2 separate regions of the Homo sapiens genome follow, and region 2 is linked to region 1. A link is a loop called in an ENCODE intact Hi-C map of the cell type or tissue named here. Cell type or tissue: MCF 10A. All regions are shown on one strand. Links, peaks and the distances in the headings refer to the core of each region. The heading gives the core; the rest is flanking DNA. Region 1 holds the start of GARIN2 (golgi associated RAB2 interactor family member 2). Region 2 overlaps PALS1 (protein associated with LIN7 1, MAGUK p55 family member).

Evidence for each region. Hi-C counts contacts between places; a loop is a spot of excess contacts. Peaks named below come from ENCODE experiments on the same cell type or tissue, not always from the same donor. Only the 100,000 strongest peaks of a DNase experiment are listed, where the experiment ranks them.
Region 2: a loop joins it to region 1, with 4 times the contacts of the local background. A loop is called at or near these places in 4 of 110 quality-filtered maps.

Annotation. Positions count from the first base shown.
Region 1 is chr14:67,182,724-67,191,175 of GRCh38, forward strand. GARIN2 (golgi associated RAB2 interactor family member 2) reads left to right here and starts at 6,717. Exons shown (of 8, transcript NM_001395907.1): 1 at 6,717-6,846. It overlaps LOC105370538 (a long non-coding RNA gene), which reads right to left and starts at 6,641. Exons shown (of 5, transcript XR_007064215.1): 1 at 6,510-6,641. It also overlaps a transcript of GPHN not described here. RefSeq lists an enhancer at 4,509-4,803. In MCF 10A, for the core only: no CTCF peak of the experiment used is centred there; DNase peaks (open chromatin) are centred at 4,658 and 5,288.
Region 2 is chr14:67,281,032-67,289,483 of GRCh38, forward strand. All of the region lies in intron 3 of PALS1 (protein associated with LIN7 1, MAGUK p55 family member), which reads left to right. It also overlaps a transcript of GPHN not described here. Among named protein-coding and RNA genes, the nearest start is that of PALS1, 44 kb to the left of the region's middle. In MCF 10A, for the core only: CTCF peaks have their summits at 5,030 (motif pointing left) and 5,235; no DNase peak of the experiment used is centred there.

The DNA.
Region 1 (8,452 bases), core at 182-8,181:
ATATATTTGATAATATATAGTAGAGTGTATAGAATGTGATAAATGCCATAATACAGATTTTAAGGGTTGGAAGAATTCAGATGAGATTTCAAGGAGTAAGATGGCATGTTAGTGGGTCTTTTTTTTTTTTTTTTTTTGTAGAGGCACAGTCTTGCTCTACTGCTCAGGATAGAGTGCAGTAGCATGGTCCTAGTGCACTACAGCCTCGAACTCCTGGCCTCAAGTGATCCTCCTGCATCAGACTCCGAAAGTGCTGGAATTACAGTTGTGAGACACCATGCCCAGCTGATGCTATTGGGTCTTGAAGGAAGGTAGAATTTTGAAGATGATAGCACAGGAAAAAGAGTATTCCAAAAACAGAGAATGACAGGTAATTAATGATAATTATTTTATTATAGGATAATTTCTATACCTGTAATATAAGAAGAACAACAATTATAGGGGTGTCGTGGAAATTAAACATATGAAATGTGCTGAGAGCAGTGCTTGTCATGTATTAAGCTCCACAAAGGTAGAGATTTTTGTTTATTTTGTTCACTCCAGTTATCCCCAAATTCCTAGAAGAGTCTGGCATATGTGCATATATGCAAGCATCAGTAAATATTTGCTCAATAAAACACATTATGTAGAACTTACTGTAGGCCAGGCATTGTCCTAAACACTTTACATATGTTCAATTTTCACAACCCTATAAGCATTGTTTTTCCTGTATTATAGATGAGGATACTGAGGCACAGAGATTAAGAAACTTGTCCATGGTCACATAGATAGTAGGAGAGAGAGCAAGGATTCAAGTTTAGCAATCTGACTCTACAGTCTATATTCTTTTATTATTTTTATTTTTATTTTTATTTTTTGAGGTGGAGTCTTGCTCTTGTCACCCAGGCTGGAGTGCAGTGGCGCGATCTCAGCTCACTACAATCTCCACCTCCCGGGTTCAAGCAATTCTCCTGCCTCAGCCTCCCAAGTAGCTAGGATTACAGGCATGCACCGCCAGGCCCAGCTAATTTTTCTATTTTTAGTGTAGATGGGGTTTCACCATTTTGACCAGGCTGGTCTCAAACTCCTGACCTCAGGTGATCCGCTGGGATTACAGGCGTGAGCCACCGTGCCCCACATCTATTCTGTTTTTCTTTTCTTTTTTTTTTTAATAGGGTTTCACTCTGTCGCCCAGGCTGGAGTGCAGTGGCATGATCTCAACTCACTGCAGCCTTGACCTCCCTGGGCTCAAGTGATCCTTCCATCTCAGCCTCCTGAGTAGCTGGGACTACCCATCACACCTGGCTAATTTTTTTATATTTTGCAGAGACAGGCTGGTCTTGAACACCTGGGCTCAAGTGATCCGCCCATCTCAGCCTCCCACAGTGCTGGAGTTACAGGCATGAGCCACCACACTCAGCCTACAGTCTATCTTCTTTAAGTTACAGAAACAAAATAGGTATAAGATGTTTGTAAGACTGAAAAAGTACTGATTTAAGGCCCAAAAGTTATTAAAGTTATTAAAGTTAATTTGGTATTAAAGTTCTTAAATACCAAATTAAGAGTCTAGATTTATTCTAGAGACAATAAAACCATTAGAGATTCTTGATCAGGGACGTATCATGATCAGAGATATCCTTTTAGGGAAAACGCTTTGGCAGCCTTGAGGCAGATAAACTAGAATGGAAAGAAACAAGTGAGAGACACCAGTTAAGTTATAGCAATTGTGCAGGTGAGGGGGTAGAGGTGATGGTGATGGTGATGGGAACGTCCGAACAGATGGATACGTCTCTGGAGAGAAAAGAATGGAAAGAATTTTATGTCTGATTTCAAGTTTTGGAAAGAAAGTTATAGAAGGGAGAGATGATTCAAAGTCTCCCCTCTTGGCTGACTGAGAAAATGTTAAACGTTAATAAAAAGAAGGAAAAAAATGAGTTTTATGGAGGAGTTGAGTTTGGGCATGTGTTTGAGATGCCAGGAGTGCTAAGATAGACATGTCCCATTGGCATTTGAAAGTACAGGTTAGGGGTTCACAGAAGAGTTACTGACTGGATACAACTTTGGGAACCATTCACATAAAGGTGGCATCTGAAATGCAAGGGTGGATGGAAAAGATTATCAAGAAAAGTCTTGCCAAGAGAAGAGGACAGGCCTTGGGGTGTTGGAGGAAAAAGCCATGAATGGCATGAGGGGAAAAACAGTTTGTAGAAGAGAAGAGAAGGGAGTGCAGGGTCCCACAAATCAAGGAGGAGAGTCTCAAGAAGGATCAACTGTAAATGCAAAAGAAATACCAAGAAGGATGAAGGCTCAAAAAGCCTTATTGATAAGGCAATTATTTGTGAACTCTTAAGAGTGCAATTTTAGTAGTGGGTTAAGAGCAAAAGCCAGATTACAAAATAGAAACTGTGAACATGAATTCTTCAGAATTTGTGTGTGAAAAAAGAAAGACACAAAATAGTAGCATGAACTGATAACAAAGTAGAGGGAAGATTTGTTCGTGGGTTTTGAAAAAGAAACAACAGTGGTGGGCATGTTAACAATGCAAGAGTAGTATCCTAAAAGGAGAAAGAAGAGGAAAGAAGGGCTGGATTTAAGGACCCTGGTGGCCCAATGTGGCTGGGAAAGAAAAGGGGCATTTTTCCTTCTGAGTTAGAAAAGGGAGAAGATGTGAACACACTTTAAGTGAAAACAAGGAAAATGTCCTTTAAATGTTAAAGTTCAACAAAATATTTCTACTTGGCACGGTGGACATCAATTTCATCTAATCTATTTGCATTTATTTGACAAATTATATAAGAAGCATGTTACAAGTCTTTTTTGTCAGTAGTTGATACTTACATAAAAGGCTATAGAAGATGTTTTCAAGTTTTCATTTATAGCTGTGTAAAAAAGTTAAGCAGTTCCTTTTAACCAGATTTTTTGGTTCTATGTTTGGTTGTTTCAAATCATATCAGAATGAAAAAAATAACATAAGCAGGTGATGTTTATCAAGTAAATGTTTGGTGATGTTGCATGTTACAGCAGGTGGATTCTTTTGGATGGCTTTCATATTTAAAATTATTTGCTAATCAACAAAATTTTGTAGATCTAACCTGTTAGCAATTCTTGATCTTCATGAAACCCTAACAATGTAAGTAATTATCATTCCCAATTATAGAAAGTGGGGTAAGGGGTTATGTAAGTACAGAATTCAAAGTAAATAAACTGTATGTCTTGTATTCCAATGATGATGGGTCTACATTAAATAATGCATTGCATTCTGACATGTTTATAAGAAGCATTATGCTTGACTCTCTGTGTTATGTTGTTACAGAATTCATCAATAACTTGGCCTAGAACCAAAAAGTTAAAGACTTGCTCAATCCTGTCCATTTCGTATGGCCAGCTACCAGTATTTCTCCTGCAGTCTTTTGAAATAATTCATTTTATTTAACAAGCATTTCTTAAACTCCTACAGTATGCCAGGCTCCATGTTAGGCACCGAGAATACAATGATGAATGAGAGTCTCAGATATCTAAGTGAAGGAGAGAGATTATGAGAAAGGAAAACAATTTAAATGCAGGTTAGGAAAAGTATATGAAGAACATGCAGTGACGTGTTAGACAGTGACTGGGTGGAGGCCTAAATCAGATTCAGTGGTTGTGTCAGGATCCAGCCATTTAAAAAGAGGCAGAAATCACACTAAGTATTTCAACAGAGAGACTTCAATGCAGGAATATGTTAAATAGGTGTTGGAGGCCTAGAAAAAAAGCACAGAGGAAACACAGATATCAGAGACAACTAGAGGAAGCAACTACCACAACTAGGGCTGGGGAGTTGGGAGGGATAGGTTAGGGGAATCACAGCTTAGAAGCTCAGAGGTCAGACCCGATGGAGCCAGGACTCAGCCCTCTGACGAGAGGGCGCTGCCCAGTTGCTGATTCTGAGAATGTCAAAAACAAAAAACAACCAAAATGCAGGCTAGAACCAGTTGCTGTTGCCCAGGTGACACTGACAGAAACAGCAGGTCAACTAGAGGGAACACAAGTCTCTTCTTCCCTCCTATTTTCCAACCTCATCTGGTCTAATGCAACCTATTATTGAACCTAACAGCCAGCTGGAGAGAGAAATGTAGTTTGCAGAGCTCCAGCAATTCAATGCAGAGTATGCCGTGGTGCATTTGCAGCCGAGAGACAATCAATGACCAAGTGATTGAGAAACAGCTCTCTAAACAGGTGCGTCTGAGCTGGGTTCTGAAAAACGAAAATAAGCCCACATGTGAAGAGCTAGGAGATGAGCATTTCAGACAGGAAACGGCTTAAAGAATGCAACGTCAGGAAGGAGGCAGAAATATGATGAGGGAGTGGTGTAAGTGGTCTGAAATATAGTTGGAAAGAACTGAAGCCAGGATGGAGCCAGATCGTGCTCACAAATATACAGGCTCTTGAGGTTAATGCTAAGTATATACACACACCTTATGATACATGACACATATTCTAAAAGCATTAGGAAGGTACTGAAAATTTAAAAAATAAAAAAATCATTTACTAAACAGTTGAATACAAGGCACCATGCTAACCAAGGGTTCCTGCAAACAAGCACCTCATTCTTTCTGCCTCCTACACTTGTTCCTCTGCCTGTAGTTTATTTCCTAGTTAATGGCACCATCATTCACCCAGCTTCCCAAACCTCTGAGTCACCTTTTCCCTCCCTAAGCCCAGTGAGTCACCAAATTTTGTGGACTCTACTGATAGTTCCCAAGTTAACTCCCTCCTTTCCATTGACACTGCCACTGCCACTACCATGGCTTCTGCATCTCCAGAATTGCCCTTCCCAAATCTATCCTTCACTCTGCTCTCAGAATGATCAATTCAGAACATAAATCTCTCCATGTAACACTCTTTATTAGAGCTACTGGAGCAGATGAAGTCCCAGCACCTAGTTATGGCTTTCAAAGCCCTCCATCATCTAGGCTCTTCTTCCGTGAACTTCATTTTCTTTCAACCCTTCAACTTTATGTAACACCAGACCATTTGTAGTTACCCCTCAAACCCTGTCATTTTATGCCTCTGTGCCTTTGCTCAGACTGACTAATCTTTCAGGATTTAGCTTGGATATTAGCTCCTCCATGAAACCGTCCCTAAATCCTCCAATTGGACTAAGTACCCTTCATCTGTGCTCCTAGAATCCCCTGTCACCCCTCTATCTTATCACTACATAACACTGAAATAATCTGTTTACATGACCCCTTCTCCACTTGATGGTAAACTTCTTGAGTGCAGAGACTGTTCACCTTTGTGGTCCAGCATGGCATGGTGCCCAGGAAATAGTAAGTACTCATTACTGAGCTGACCAAAAGAATGTACCTTGCATTGCACTCACCAGGGACTGAATGTGGCAGGAAAGCTTCATATCCCAAGCTTAGGACATGCAGCTGAGAAGATCCCATGCAGGCGTGAATAGGCAGGCCCATCTCATGAGGGACAAAGAGGGCTAATTGCTCACGGACCTCACTTTGACAAAGTGCCACAAATTCAGACTTACAATCTCCAAATGAAGTTATACATACAGTTTTATATTTTGTGCATCTTTAAAAGCATTTTAAAGACGCTTTTGAAGGTAAATATTTTAAATATACCATTATTTTTATTTCCTTCTTTTGGTATTTCTTCTCTTTTTAATGTATCAGTAGCCTCAAAAAATGGACGTGAGATAATACCAAAGTTTAATCAAGGTACCGCAGAATTAAATTGATATCATCAACAGTTAAGAGATGAGATCAGATCTATGCAAAAATATTTTCTGGCCCTTGGGCAGGAAGAACAGGAACATGGCAAGTTGTGATCATGCAATAAGTATGCTCAATGAAGAAATCTTACTCAGTGGGACTATAGGTATGACCAGAGGAAGAATTTGTCCATCCAAAAGATGGCACTCAACATAGAATAGGCGAAACAGAGCATCTGAGACAATAACAGGGGAACCACTCGGACAAGTGCAGAAAGAGACTCAGCCAATCAAGTGCATTGAACCACCACCAGAGCCTAATATCATTAAATATTCATGCTATACAGCCCTCGGCTCAGTTTCTTTTCCTTCCTTCCTTCCTTCCTTCCTTCCTTCTTCCTTTCTTTTTCTTTTTCTTTCTTTCTTTCTTTTCTTTCTTTTTCTTTCTTTTTCTTTCTTTCAATAGAAATGGGGTATCACTGTGTTGCCCAGGTTGGTCTCAAACTCTTGGGCTCAAACAATCCTCCTGCCTTGCTCTTCCAAAGTGCTGGGATTGCAGGCATGAGCCACTGCGCCCGGCCTCAGCTCTGTTTCTAAGCAGTTTCCCTCTAAAAATGCTATATTCTTTTAACGCTTTTCTTCACAGAGGCTCAAAGTGCCTTAAATATGTTTAAGTCTCTGAAACTTGGGATATAGGGAAAGTGAATAATAAATTATCAATTGTATGATCAATGATGTAAAGTCTGATATTTTTCCCGTGGTTATACTATTGCTAAATTGACTTTTCTCTCCAAGAAATCCTCTGAAAACTTCACACCACCACCTGAATGCCCACTCCTGAGCGGTCCGGTCAGGGCTCCATGGGAATGCTGACCACACTTCCTCTCAGGGGCAGACCTGCACGGCTGCTCCTCCCCAGTGCCGTTCTTCTCTTACTGCAGAGACTATGTCAGCACGTTATGATTATGATGCAGCAGCAACAGAACAATGCCCAGAGCAGCCTGGCCTGTGCTTCTTTTACTAAGTGGTTAGTTGCCTGCTGAGTAGACATAAACACCTGCTAAAGAAATGTGAAAAGAGTGGAAACGTGCTATTTGGAGGTTATTTTCCTAGTCGACATCCAGGAGATCTCCAGAGATCTATTTCAGCCCCACCTGTTGGTAAGTGACTGTCTCATTACTGCAACTTGGGTTTGAAACTGAAGGAGAAGGAAATGAATAGTTCAATTAATTCTGGTAATTCGAGGGCAGAATGTCTATTTTTTTCCATCTTCCTCTTCTCCTTCTAGTTTCATTTCTTCTACCTCAACCAGAACAAGCTGAAAAGCCGAGAGACTTAACACCTGGTGACTGCTTTTCTTTTTCTTAGAAATAATTTCATTGAGAGTTTGAGTTTGAAATGAAAGCATGTTTTCTGGATTTTTTTTAATTTTTTTTTTTTTTTTTTTTTGAGACAGAGTCTCGCTTTGTCACCCAGGCTGGAGTGCAATGGCACGATCTTGGCTCACCACAACCTCTGCCTCCTGGGTTCAAGTGATTCTCCTGCCTCAGCCTCCCGAGTAGCTGGGATTACAAGTGTGTGCCATCACGCCCAGCTAATTTTGTATTTTTTTTTTAAGTAGAGACAGGGTTATAGGCATCGCCCATCATGCCCAGCTAATTTTTTTTTTTTTTTTTTTTGTATTTTTGTAGAGACAGGGTTTCACATGTTGGCCAGGCTGGTCTTTAACTCCTGACCTCAGGTGATCTACCTGCCTCAGCCTCCCAAAATGCTGGGATTACAGGCGTGAGCCACTGTGCCCAGCCTTTTGTTCTTTTCTTTTTTTTTTTTTTGAGACACAGTTTCACTCTGTTGCCCAGGCTGGAGTGCAGTGGCACGATCTCGACCCACTGCAACCTCCACCTCCCAGGTTCAAGCCATTCTCGTGCCTCAGCCTCCCAAGTAGCTGGGACTACAGGTACACACCACCATGCCTGGCTAATTTTTGTAATATTAGTAGAGACAGGGTTTCGCCATTTGGCCAGGCTGGTCTCGAACTCCTGACCTCAAGAGATCCACCTGCCTTGGCCTCCCAAAGTTCTGGGATTACAGGCGTGAGCCGTTGTGCCCGGCCTGTTTTGAAATTTTGATTTTTCAGACTGTTATCCCAATTTTTTCTTCCATAAGAAAAAATTCTCAAAGACTGAGAATTGAGTAAATTTTGGGGGAAACAGCCCTTTTTAATTACTCAAATATTTCAAAGATTCAGAACACAAGGCTTTCTCTTCAAAGCTGAAAGGTTGGGCATGGGGATATCATTTTCAAGAGATAGAAGCCACAACAGTTAGACTCCTGCAAAGGTGCAACCAGAACTGCAACCTAGAATTGTGCTGGACCTAGCCTAAAAATATGTTTATTAGTATAGTAAGAATCTTGGGAAAAATCACCCAGGTAAATGCCACACTTCAAAGTGCTGGGAATAATTAACCTCAAAGCTCCAAGGAGCACAGAGAACAGCTTTAATGAGTGACAGGTAAATGCTGTCATTTAAGAGCTATCATGTAGCCAGGTGCAGTGGCTCATGCCTGTAATCCCAGCACTTTGGGAGGCTGAGGCAGGTGGATCACCTGAGGTCAGGAGTTCAAGACCAGCCTGGCCAACATGGCAAAACTTTGTCTCTACTAAAAATACAAAAATTTGCCAGGCATGGTGGCGGGCGCCTCTAATCCCAGCTACTCAGGAGGCTGAAGCATGAGAATCACTTGAACCCAGGAGGTAGAGGTTGCA
Region 2 (8,452 bases), core at 286-8,285, 98 kb after region 1:
GGGATTACAGGCATGTGCCACCACACCTGGCTAATTTTTGTATTTTTAGTAGAGACCGGGTTTCACCATGTTGGTCAGGCTGGTCTTCAACTCCTGACCTCATGATCTGCCCTCCTTGACCTTCCAAAGTGCTGGGATTACAGGTGTGAGCCACTGTGCCCGTCTCAAGTCTGGAGCAGTTTCTACTACATCACATCATCTTCTTTTCTTTGTTATAAATTTTTATTCAGGATCCACATTTCATATGTACATGCTTTTCTGTGTTTTAAGAAATCATAGATATGTGTTCAGTCATAGTGAAGTCTGCTAAATTCCTGCCTTCAGACATTTTAATTACAGTGAAAGCTAAAAGATTACATTTTTTTAATACCTTTATGTGAAAGAATTTTATGCTCTTTTTTCCTGAGGGTTTTATTAGAGTAAAAATACTTCATTCCTGATTGCTTCTTACTAGCCTTCATTTCCCACCACTCTATTATTATTTATTTATTTATTAAAATATTCTGAAAATATTTTATTGGAGAAAGTTTGTTATATCCAGTGCAAACCTGGATTGATTCTTCTGTTTTTCTGTTTACATTCCCTTAAGATTAAAGTATTTGTCCATTTGGTTTACTTAGAATCAGGTGTAAGTATCCATCTGATAGGTAATATTCATGTAATCACAGTAAAGAAACAAATATAGCTTCAGCCGGATTCACTTAGTAAGAGAACAGTTGTGAGTTTATGGTTTTGTTTGTTTTGCCTAAGCACACAAAATTGGACATCATTTCTCTTAATTTTTTTTTTTTGCTTTTTCCTGTTTCTGTTTGAATGTTCTATTGCTGACTTTTTTACAAATTCAGATTAAAGGATACCTCTATTCCAATGTGTAATCTGCTGTGGTTTTTAAAAGTACCTATGTGTGGTCCTTGAATTTAAGGCAGTTTTGTGTATTTTATTTTAAAGTAATTTGAAATGTCATAACAGGTATTTGTAATTCATTTCTTGGATAGGAGAAGATGTATTTTGAGAAATAAATGATATATTTTATGTTGATATAGTCAACACAGATATCTGTTATGTAAGAATCATGAGAAATTAGCATAAGGTATAGTTTGCTATTGTCAGTCATAGCCTCAGGTTTTTAACTTTTTGTTTAAAGTGAAGTGTAATAGCTTTTTGCCAAACTTTTTTTTCTTGTTCATAATCTGCTAACACATCAAACTGTAAGAGAAGTACTCCCTGAACATTGTGTGTGTCTCCTGGCTAGTATTTGATTAATACCCATATGACAGGAGACAACTTCTCAGCCTTTTTCACATCTAGAAACAGCAACCTTATTTTAAATGAGGGAAGAATGGGCAACTGATTTATTTCTCTGAGAGGAAGCCTTCAGTTTCTAAACAATACATCATCATTTATCTGTGAGTAGACAAAGTATTCTTTTAAGAATCAAAAATATGATTGGCAAGATTAAGTAATTGGGTGGTTTTTAATGAAAAGCATTTGTAAATTTGACAATGTATGATAATAAAAGTACAGGGATGGAATTGATAGAAAATACTCAGAAAGGATGAACTGAATTTTCTTGTTTAAAAGCAGTTAGAATTTTTTTGAAAGATAAGAAATAGTGATATGGGAACTAGATTTCAAATGAATAATTAGTATTATAAATGGTAAAAAATTTGATATTAGGGAGGCTTTCCTTAAAATTGGCATTAGTTTTTAAAGCTTGCTTTGTTACAAATATTATTGTCTTTGTTCTCTTTCATAATCAGAGCAAACTACCTTGTGAGAGAAATCCTCGGAAAAGAAAATAATGCAGGTTAGAGTGGGTTAAGCTAGAGTAGGGTAATTTTCATATATTTCTATATTATAGATTTCACTGTTTTTGTGTTCTCAGTTAAGTAATTTTGGGCCAGGGATGTGGACAAGGAAATATATAGATAGAATACTTGAATAAACTAGGGATGACTGCCATCTATCATATATGTGACTATAAAATTGTTGTCTTTGAAGCAGTGTCAGGAAAGGGAACATACACACCCATATATATCTGTGGTGAGCTGTTTAGTGGTTAATAAAAAGACTCCTGGAATTTGTGATTAGGGGCTTTCTAATCTATGAGATACTATTAGTGTGAAGAAGGAAAAACACACCACGGGGAAGAAAACCGGGATGAATAAAGCTAAAGAACAAAATATTTTCATAGAATTAATAGCATGTTTCAGTCTTAATTAGTGTCTGCATATTTTTTGTCAGATGTCTCTGGATATTCAAACTATTAAGTCAAAAGATTATTGACATTTTAAAGTAAAATAGCTCTTTCAGATTTCATTCTGGCATTTAACTGACTTTTGATTGATCATGGGGCATACTGGAATTTTGTGTGATTGTAAACTTTTTTAAAGGTTGGCTTTAAGATAAAGTTTATTTCAAGCCAACAGACAAAATCCCAATGCCAGTAAATCTTGAGTTTTAGTTCAGCCTGCTTCTGAGAAGTTGATTATTTTTACTATCAAATTTTTGTTTAGCTATTGTTACAGATATTTCCAAATAAATGTTATTAGCCATTCCTTCAGGGAATTTTTTTTTATCTTCCTGGAATTGAAATAATTAAATCTGTTGTCACTAGATTTAATGTTTGAAGTGTTGGGATCATTTGAGAATTCTGTGATTTAGTCAGGTTGCTAAAATTAGACCTAAAGATGTAAAAATTCATTAGAGTATATGTATAGTAATGTAAATTTTGTTTATTAAATACACATAATTCTATAGAAAAGTAACTGCTACATCATTCAGTCTTTGACACAATACGTTGAAACTTCATTCCACTTATTAAGCAGTAGTAGGTTTTAAAACTTATTTCTGCCTGCGAAGATTTGCTTCGTTGTCTTACGGCACATTCAGAAATGTATGCGGTAGCTGCATATTGGAAAGTAGGGATAATAGAGTCAAAACTGAGTTTAAATACTTTTTAATGTCACTAAATTGCGCTATTGACTTTGGGCATGTTACTCAATTTTTCTGAGCCTCGGTTTCAGGATTTTCTTGAGGACCAAATGAAAAAAGCATTTGAGTAAATGGCACACTACAGGTTTGAATGAAATTTAATTTTTGTTAGAACCAGAAGCTACAGAGAGATCATCTAACTCTGTAGTCCATAAAATTTGTGGATCTTAACCACTAATTTCTTATTTCATTTTAAAAATAACTTTATTAAGGTATAATTCACATACCATAAAATTTTGTCTTTTAAACTGTAGAATTCATTAGTTTTTAGTATACTCACAAGGTTGTGCAGGCAGGCGTGGTGGTTCACGCCCGTATTAGTAGCACCTTTGGAGGCCAAGGCAGGAGGATCTCTTGAGCCCAGGAGTTTGAGACCAGCTTGGGCAACATAGACCCTATCTCTTAAAAAAAAAAAAAAACAGCTGGGCATGGTGGTATGCTTCTGTAGTCCCAGCATACTAGGGAGGCTGAGGCAGGAGGATTTTTTGAGCTTTGAGCCCAGGAGATCGAGGCTGCAGTGCTAAAAAAAAAAAAAAAAAAAAAAAAAAAAAAAAAAAAAAAAAGGTTGTGCAATCATCACTACTATATAATTCCAAAATATGTACCCATTAATGGTCACTCCCTATTCTGTCCACCACCTGGCCCTTGACAACCACGAATATACTTTCTTTTTGGATTTGCTTATTCTAGACATTTTATATGAATGAAATTACATAACATAGGCTCTTTTGTGACTGGCCTCTTTTCACTTACCATTATGTTTTCAGGGTTCATCCATATTGTAGCATGAATCAGTACTTCATTTCTTTTTTATGGATGAATTAATATTCCACTGTACAAATATACCACATCTTGTTTTTCCATTCGTCTAGGTTAAAAAATTTTTATTTTTATTTTTATTTTTTTGTAGAGACGGGATCTCACTGTGTTGCCCAGGCTGGTCTTGACCTCCTGGCCTCAAGTGATCCTCCCACCGTGGCCTTCCAAAGTGTTAGGATTAGAGGCATGAGCCACCACAATTTTAATTCCACAGGTAGATGTACTGGAAACTGATGTAATTTCCTCCTACTTAGTAATATTAAGTTCCCCATCTGAGTATCATATTTGACCCTACAGTTTAGAGGAAAAGAAATCTTAAAAGTTTCAGAAAAAAGTCATGAAGTTGGTTGGACTTGAAATTTCTGAGGACAGGTTAAAAGAGTTGGAATTATTTACACAATGAAATGGAAAAGCTTAATGCTGGGTATAGGTCCCTAGAAGCTATCTGTTTTCATATGGGGTAAATGAGAGTAATATATAAAAATAAATGATGCCAATCCAGATGGAGATTCCTTAGGTAAATTTTTTTTTTTTTTTTTTGAGACGGAGTCTCGCTCTGTCGCCCAGGCTGGAGTGCAGTGGCGCGATCTCGGCTCACTGCAAGCTCCACCTCCCAGGTTCACACCATTCTCCTGCCTCAGCCTCCCGAGTAGCTGAGACTACAGGTGCCCACCACCACCCCTGGCTAATTTTTTTGTATGTTTTTAGTAGAGATGGGGTTTCACCGTGTTAGCCAGGATGGTCTCGATCTCTGATCTCCTGATCCAGCCGCCTCGGTCTCCCAAAGTACTGGGATTACAGGTGTGAGCCACTGCGCCTGACCCCCTTAGGTAATTTTAATGTTTACCCTTATAACCAAAAAATCTTCCACATGGTTACCCAGAGTTCTAGGCATTGGAAAGTAGGATTTTCTGATAAAGTAACTCTTGGTGATTGCTTTCTGTTGCCTGTTTCAGAGTCCATTCTTTTACGTTTTAGACTGACAGGAGAGGGCAAGGAGGGAGGACAGAGTTTACGAGGGTGGATTTGTGGACCCATGTGTATGTTTGTATTCATCTGATTAGTTGTATCCTAAAGCCAAATGTAAGTGAATTTTCTTACTTTAGAATAATATATTCTCTCTTTTAAATAATCAAGAGTTAAATGTTGCGTGAAATATTAGAGAAGATGGGAGCTTAATTTCTACTGAAAAATCAGGTAAGAGGAAATAGCTCCACCTACAGGGCAAATAATTTAAACTAGATATAAAGAAATTCCTTGTAGGAAATTTGTTACAGACTTGAATTTACTACCAAAGCTAGATTTGCTATGCCTGCCTCTACCTTCTCCTGGGCAGAGTGCCTCCATCCCGCCTTAGTACTTACTTTTTTGTCCACTCCCAACCTAGCACATATATCAGTCTTTCTCACTAGCCTTGTGGTTCTTCATTTCTCTCTTTCTCTGTCCATGTGGTTCCTTCTTGTGTCTGTTGTCTGTCTGTATGGGATTGGGGAAGGGAATTTCTTCTCTCTGTCCTCTGTCTTCTCTTTGTTGTCTCTGTGTCTTCATCTTTTATTATGGAAGAGTGTATTTGACAGGACTGATTTAGTTACATCTGAATGGATTTTTTAAATTCCCTGCAGAATTGTATAGAATGTTGAAAAACTTAGGTGGATTTTTGTTTAAGTAACAGATATATCCATCAAAGAATGGAACATTTCTTTGAGTGTGTGGAAAATTAACTGTTCTTAGCCGGGCGTGGTGGCTCATGCCTATAATCCTAGCACTTTGGGAGGCCGAGGTGGGTGGATCGCTTGAGCTCAGGAGTTGCAGATCAGCCTGGGCAACCTGGTGAAACTCCATCTCTACCAAAAAAAATACAAAAATAGCCAGGTGTGGTGGAATGCGACTGTGGTCTTAGCTACTTGGGAGGCTAGGTGGGAGGATCGCTGGAACCTGAGAAGTTGAGGCTGCAGTGAGCTCTGATTACGCCACTGCACTCCAGCGTGGTGACAGAGTGAGACCTGGTCTCAAAAAAAAAAAAAAAAAAAGAAAAAAACTGTTCTTGAATAATACGTATTTGTGAAGTGCTTTTAAAAATGTACCCTTTATGGCTGCGCGTGGTGGCTCACGCCTGTAATCTCAGCACTTTGGGAGGCCAAGGTGGGTGGATCACTTGAGTCCAGGAGTTCAAGACCAGCTTGGGTGACAGTGAAATCTTGTCTCTACAAAAAATACAAAAAAATTAGTTGGGTGTGGTGTTATGCACCTGTAGTCCCAGCTACTGGGGAGGCTGAGGTGGGAAGGATCACTTGAGCCTGGGAGCTCAGGACTGCAGTGAGCCATGTTCACACCACCGAACTCTAGCCAGGGTGACAGAGCGAAACCCTATCTCAAAAACAAAAACAAAAAAAAAGACACTGGAGATTCTGGTTATGATTAAATTAGAACTGTGGCAAAATAGGTCTTTTACATTTCCTTAGTTTTTTTTTTCCATAAATATATTGGATTAAAAGCCATTGTTCTGATATAAGAAAAAAGGATGAAATTATATTAAGTATGTTCTAGTTAAGACTACAGGGATATCAGTTAAATTCTACTTATTAAAAAGCACTCTAGTAGTAAAATGGGCAAAAGATAAAATGGATGAAAGAAGAAATTCAAATGGCTATAACTTGTAAAAATATGTTCTATCATACCAGATCCCAAAAATTAAAAGATTGATAATTCTTAAATTGATTTGTGTTTGTGAGAACAGACATTCATGTGCAACGCTGGTAGGGGTATGAATTGGTACAAATCCAGAAGGCAGCTTTGGCAGTATGTGTCAAAGTGTTAAATGCTTTTGTTATCTGATTAATAATTTTATCCTAGAAATTTATTCTAAGGAATTGGAAAATAGGTTGCAAAACAACATTTACAGTGTCATCTATACGGTTAGACCAGCATTTTAAAAGTTTGAAAGGCTACATGGCGTAGCAAAATAATACCAGTAGTTAACAGCCGAAAGGTAGAAGTACAGGTAATTTTCAAAATAATGTCAGTATTTTAGTGTCCTTTTGAGTGGCTTTGGTACATAGGAGAGATTATACAGAAACTCCTTGGCCTTAAAAAGTTTAAATTCCCCTGAGGTTGAAGAGACCCAGTAGGGATACAATTACCTTCTGGGCTGTCTATGGCTGCTTGTTGATTTCAGTCAGTGGTGAAATCTGAGGCCCTCAGTCTTTCACAACACACTAACAGCCAGGCTGGGGTCTCCCTTTTTTTTTCCTTCGAGACAGAGTCTCACTCTGTCGCCCAGGCTGGAGTGCAGTGGTGCGATCTCCGCTCACTGCAACTTCCGCCTCCGAGGTTCAAGCGATTCTCCTGCCTCAGCCTCCCAAGTAGCTGGCACTTTAGACATGTGCCACCACACCCAGCTAATTTTTTTGTATTTTCAGTAGAGACGGGATTTTACCATGTTGGCCAGACTGGTCTTGAACTCCTGACCTCAGGTGATCTGCCCTCCTGAGCCTCCCAAAGTGCTGGGATTACAGGCATGACCCACCGCACCCAGCCATGAGACCCTTTTAACAATTACTAAAGACCTTGCAAGGCATGGCTCACACCTGTAATCCTAGCGCTTTGGGTGGACGAGGCAGGAAGATTTCTTGACGCCAGGAGTTATAGACTCCATCTTTACGAAGAAAATTGTTTTAATTAAACAGTAATTTAATTGTCTACTCAGAGAAGTCTAGTCCCCATAAGATTGTAGCTTATGCAAAGCTTAACTGCTTTGTTGCTTTTATAATTTCTTTTTCTTATAAGATATTTAAGTGTTATCCTATTTTGCTTTTAAGACACTTTAAGGCTGTTGAATTATTTAATCTCTTAGGGAATTCTTTGGTAACCTCATTGTATGTGATGGAATCTGACATTTTATATTCTTCCTATCTATTCTTAATATTAGCTTATGGTTAGATTCTGGCTATCCCTCAGCTCTTATCTAGCTCTGGGCCACAGCTTCTTAGGTCATTCTAATGACGGTTTTGACTTTTAAATTTTTTCCCAAATTTTTCTTCATTATAAACTACTGATGAACGCACATATATGTATGTTTAGAGAATAATGACAAGGAAAAAGTTTTATTTTCTTTATTTCCTTTTTTTTTTTTTTTTTTTTGAGACAGGGTCTCACTCTGTCATCTAGGCTAGAGTGCAGTGGCGTGATACTGGGTCACTGCAACCTCCGCCACCCAGGTTCAAGTGATTCTCCTGCCTCAGCCTCCCAAGTAGCTGGGACTACAGGAGCACACCGCCATAACTGGTTAATTTTTGCATTTTTTTGTAGACCTGGAGTTTTGCCATGTTGGCCAGGCTGGTCTCAAACTCCTGACTTCGTGTGATCCACCTGCCTCAGCCTCCCAAAGTGCTGGGATTACAGGCATGAGCCACCATCGCACGTGGCTGGCTTTTAAGTCTTATAAGTCTTTATAAAAAAGACTTTTCCCTGTCATTATTCTCTGAACAATACAATATAACAGCTATTTACATTGTATTAAGTATTATAAGTAATCTAGAGCTGATTTTAGGTAACTGGAGGATGTGTATACCTTATATGCAAATACTCCACCATTTTATATAAGGGACTTGAGCATCTGCAAATTTTTCTGTCTGTGGGA